2 separate regions of the Mus musculus genome follow, and region 2 is linked to region 1. The links are chromatin loops, found by intact Hi-C in ENCODE. Cell type or tissue: heart. All regions are shown on one strand.

The links. Hi-C counts contacts between places; a loop is a spot of excess contacts. Peaks named below come from ENCODE experiments on the same cell type or tissue, not always from the same donor. Only the 100,000 strongest peaks of a DNase experiment are listed, where the experiment ranks them.
Region 2: it touches region 1 in a loop (2.0-fold over the local background); 11 of 42 quality-filtered maps call a loop at or near these places.

The regions. Positions count from the first base shown.
Region 1 is chr16:21,244,915-21,247,414 of GRCm38, forward strand. No RefSeq gene overlaps it. Among named protein-coding and RNA genes, the nearest start is that of Mir7680, 9.9 kb to the right of the region's middle. In heart, a CTCF peak has its summit at 1,113; DNase peaks (open chromatin) are centred at 1,227 and 1,837; H3K4me3 peaks cover 1,470 bases; H3K27ac peaks cover 2,114 bases.
Region 2 is chr16:21,331,882-21,334,381 of GRCm38, forward strand. It overlaps the pseudogene Magef1. Among named protein-coding and RNA genes, the nearest start is that of Gm16863, 36 kb to the left of the region's middle. In heart, a CTCF peak has its summit at 1,551; DNase peaks (open chromatin) are centred at 1,460 and 1,936; H3K4me3 peaks cover 2,260 bases; H3K27ac peaks cover 1,812 bases.

The DNA of each region.
Region 1 (2,500 bases):
CGTTGACAGAGAGATACCATCCTTGGTGAAGCAGGTGCAGGTCTGGGACAGAGCAGCTGGACAAGGCCTCTGGCCCCACCCAGAGGGGAGCTGCACCTCTGGCCCCAGGAAATCCAAGGGAGTCTGAGGATCCAGCTCTATCTTGCATCATAAGACCCTCAAAGTCCAGAAGAGCCACCAGCTCTCTCTCTCTCTCTCTCTCTCTCTCTCTCTCTCTCTCTCTCTCTCTCTCACACACACACACACACACACACACACACACACTCAAAAGGGCATTCTGCAAAGACGTCAGTGTTTAGGCCATTTGGGGAACAAGGTGGAGGCAGGGTCTGATTCCTGAAGGTGTAGGATGGATTTCCCCAGCTTGGGTCCTTTCTGATTTTAATCTCTACCTCAGTTTCCATTCCCTTATATCTACAGTGGGATGGAAACCCTCCCTTGGGTGTTGGTCCCACCGCTCTGGGTCTGCTCTCACCCCCAGCATGGGGTGGGGTGGGACTTACTGCCTGGGTCTCAGCTTCCACATCTGTCATACAAGAAGGGTGACTCCCATCTTCTTGAAGGCCCCTTCCAGCTCCAACTTGCTTGGTTCTATTCTGAGAAGAGAGCCCCACCTCTGGGGAGGGGGAGCATGAACATTCTTTCAGCTGCGATTCAACCCGGGCACATGTTTGCCCAGCCCCATCCTTCACATTTAGCCTGTAGCTGTTGCCACGATGGGCACGCCCTTGGCACCGCACTCTCTTCCCTCCCCCACGAGCCAGAGCCACAGGTGGGTGGCTCGCTTCTTGTGATGCCTAGGGGGATTGGAAGGACAAAACAAGGGGATGGGAAAGAAGAGGGAAGGGGCTGGGTTTGTAGAACTGGAGGTGTCCCTGAGTACTTGAGTTGAATTCCAGCTCTGTCCACGCAAGTGAGTGTTCTAGGACAAAAGTTTTATTAACCTTTTGGGACTCTGTTCCCTCTTTTATGAACTAAGAATAATAAAGATTTTAAAAGCATTCGATTACTGTGAGGATTAATTGAAAGAATACTTGTCAAGTGCCTGGTTTATGTATAGCTCTGTTCTCTGCAAGACAGGCACCACACCCCCTTTTTCTGTTCCGTGAAAGCCCTGTGGGGGCGCTTTGACGACTTTCTGAGAGGCGCTAGAGGCAGCCCGGCCAGCTCACCCTAGTGACAGTCTGAGTCCTGGGCCTGGAAGCCTCAGCCTGGAAGCCCGGCTTGGCCGCTGGCCCTCCTGCCCCACCCCCACCCGCCCTGGGAGCGCACCAGCGCCTTTGATCTGCAGCCTTCAGTGGGATTAGGAGTCCGCGAGCCGGGCTCCCTGGGTCCCCGCTCCCCGTCGCCTTCTCTCGGGCCCTCGGGCTGGCTCCGCCGCCGGTGGTCCCCGCCCCTCCTCCGGGCAGGCCACTGGGATTCCCCCGCGACAAGCTGCACAGGGAGGGAGCGGAGGCCCGAGCGGGAAGCGTCCTCCTGGACATTTTTGGCCGGGGACTCTGTGTAAAGTGTTTAAAAAGAAAAACTCTCCGGAGGAGGATGTAACCTTTTCTTAACATCTGGGGCTCAATTAGCTAATGACAGCAAAGCCTTCTCCGGTGTCGCTGACCCCTGGGCAGCAGCCCGGCTCCCCCACCCCCGGTATTTATACAGCTGCGGCCCCTCGCTGGGACGGGGAGCAGGGGGCTTGGCTGGGTTATCTCGGCGGAGATCCGCCGCCCACCCCCCCAAAAACCGAGAAAGGCTTAGCACGCAGTCCCACCGCCAGGCCCCTCAGCTCTCCTGGGCGTCTCTCCCTCGCCCTTCCCCTCCCGATCCTTCACGGCCCCCGCCTCCCTGCGCTCTCCCTCGGCTACGCTCCCCTCCCCCGCACCCTTCCTTTCTGCTGCGGCCCTCTCTCCCTGCTTCTCTGCTCTCTTTTCCCGGTTCGCGGGTCTGAGTTTCGACCTGAGTTCGCTACCCCTCCACACTCTTCCCCTTGGCTTCTCTCTCCTCCTCCCCTGCCTCTGCCTGCCTGCCTGTCTCTTTTCTCCCTGCTATCTGTCTCTCCTTTCTCCCTAGAGGCCTCCCTTTGCTCTCTGGCCCTCTGAATGGTTCCCTTGTCCGCCTCTCCCCCCGGGTTCCATGTCCATTTTAGCGCTTCCTCCCCACCTTTGTCTCCCAGCCTTACCCTCTGAATGCCTGTCTGTCTTCCGTGGAGGTGCCCTGTCTGCCAGACATCTACTCACACTAGGGCACAACCCTAGTGCTGGGCCACCTGTGGGCCAAGCATCCTGCCCAAAGCCCCTAGCTGGACACTTTGGGAGCTGACTAGGGTCTCAAGTGTGCAATGTTTAGGAGAGTGACATTTGTCCCCGTTCCGGGTTTTAAGGGCTTGTGTTGAGGCTCTCCTGGTTACAGCCAGAGGGGATCTGAGGGCTTATGAAGACACTCATTGGCTCCAGCTGCTGGAATCTCACTTTCCCTGCTTGGGCCCCCAGGCTCCTTCTCCCCCACCACA
Region 2 (2,500 bases), 87 kb after region 1:
AACTGTGCAACACAAAATTTAAGGTGCTCAACAACTTTATTAAGTGTACCAGGATATAATACTCATTTACTACATTTTAACTTTTTTTAGATCACTATAATAAAAGTAAATAGAAGTACATACTTTTTTTTGGTAATAAAACAAAAAATGTCAGAGGCTCGGCATCAAATAAGCTTACACACACACACACACACACACACACACACACACACACACACTGATCAATATGCTGTGTCCTTTCATGCCAACCAAGGACCAGAATTACAATGCTGCACAATGCATTCAGAATCTCAGAATAAAATACAAAGTTTTACGACTTGATTTACAAAAATCAGCAAAACTTGGGAGTGGGTGAGTGGGTGGAGAAGCGGGTGAGGGACTTTTGGGATAGCATTGGAAATGTAAATGAAATAAATACCTAATTTAAAAAATCAGCAAAACTACAACAAAATTCTATAGGAAAATTATAGCAATAAATATAAATTAGCAATTTAATATATTAAAAGTAACAAAAGCTAACAATTGATAAGCTCTAAAAACTAAAGCTTCACCATTTTCTCAGAAATGACATTACTTACAACTCAAAGACAGTGGATACCAAGCCCACTAGGCCCTCGTTGGCCATCTTTCCCCCCACCCTCACCAGCCATGGAGGGTGGCCATAACATGGGCCACCTCGGCTCTGGCTCCTAGGGCTCTGGCCAATAAGTAGTTCATTCTTCTGAAACCTGGACACGAGCCCCACTTCTTCCACCTCGGTGATTTTCCAGGTTGCTTCGGGAAGTACAAGAGAATTCATATTCCGATGGTTTGGTGTGAGGCACCTGTCTGTAACTAAGGCATCGCTGCTGAACAGAACCTTCCATAATTAGCCTTTTTGGGTAACCAAAGAAGATATTTTGATGGAAGCACCCTACAAGCAATTCAGCATCTCCCAGAACTGTGCTATTACCTTTCATGTAGATAAGACCCATGATCATCACTAAGAGTCCTAATCTGGGGCCATCTCTTCCCAGATCCTCCTCCAACCCCTCAAGAGGTTTTAACCTGTTGGTCAGGATGTAAGTGTGGTGCTTGCGATGGAGCTGTTTCAGCTGGGAAGCAAAAACGTACAGCGATGTTCTGCGGCCCTTGAGCTGATCTTCCGGTGCAGACCCTTCAAGTCTCCGATAACATATTTCACCGTCTTGGAGCGTGCGATTAGGCCCTTCTTCCTGCCCTTCACCAGCAGAAACTGCACTGAACAGGCGGCAGTCCTATCAGATGGCTTAGGGAAGCCGCCAGGACCTGGGCTCGCCCTCGGCAGGAGGCGGCAGGACTGTCCCACTCTCAGGGTTCTGCCCCATGCCTTCGGGCAGGCGGTGCCCGGCATGCCACCCCTGAGACTGCGCGAACAGGCCCGGGAAGACGGCGGCGGGAGCATCATGAGGTCGCGGCGAGTCCCACACCCGCCCACGATCGCGCAGCCGCAGTCTGGGCTCGCCACTTCCGGCTTGCTCGGCCAAGATGGCAGCGGCAGTGCCGCTCGCAGCCCTTCCGCTTCCTCCTAGACTGGCGGCGTGCAATGGCTCCTGCAGGTGCAGGCGCCGCGGGGAGTGTGTGCGTGTGCCTGGGGGAAACGCTGCAAGCAGCCATTCCGGGTGGGGAAGCTCCTCTGTTCAAGAAATAGCACAGAACCGAGTCCGGGCATATTCTTTTAGTAAGTGATTATGCCTGCACATAGACAAGGCTGGAATGGTGAGTTAGAAGAGAAGGGCCCCAACAGGAGACTAGGGAAAATAAAAATTTTCTGGACAATGAAGAAAAGACTGCAGTCTTTGTCTGCGGCCTCGGGGGCATGTGGAGAGGGTGCTTATTACAGTGCGGAACAGGTTCTTGGAGTCAGTGTGAAATGCTATTCAGCGGTTAATTGCAAGGTGAGGACAGCACATTGTGCAGTGATAAGAGATGCACTGAGGGAGCACATACCACGCTCGCATCGCGCACGAGCCGGTGGTGGCTGGCTGGAGGGAAGGAAACATTTCCCTCCAATCAGAATTACTCTCATACCACCTTTTAACCCCTTCTGCCTCGCGCTTCGTATCCCTCCTCCCCACTCTGAAGTTCCCTCTCCTACCAATATCCCCATCTTTTAAAATCGTCTTCACTCTTCAGGGCTAAGCTTAAAGGTCACCTTTCAAAAGTCTTCCCTTGGAGGTCATGCACAGAATTTAAATACTGTTATTTCTGAATCATCACAGCTACTATGCTTATTTAACATTCAAGTGCTCGATATTTACTGTTATTTCTGAATCACCACCACAGCAATTATGTTTATTTAACATCCATGTGCTAGGCTTTATTGTAAAGGCATTTTTCTCCTATATTTGACTCTCACGTACATTTTACAAATGGTTGGCCTTTTCCTATGGCGTTTGCTATTTTCCAACTACATAATCGTGGACAAGTTAACAAAAGCTTTTGCCCTTTAGTGACATTAGTGATAAAAATGGGTATAACA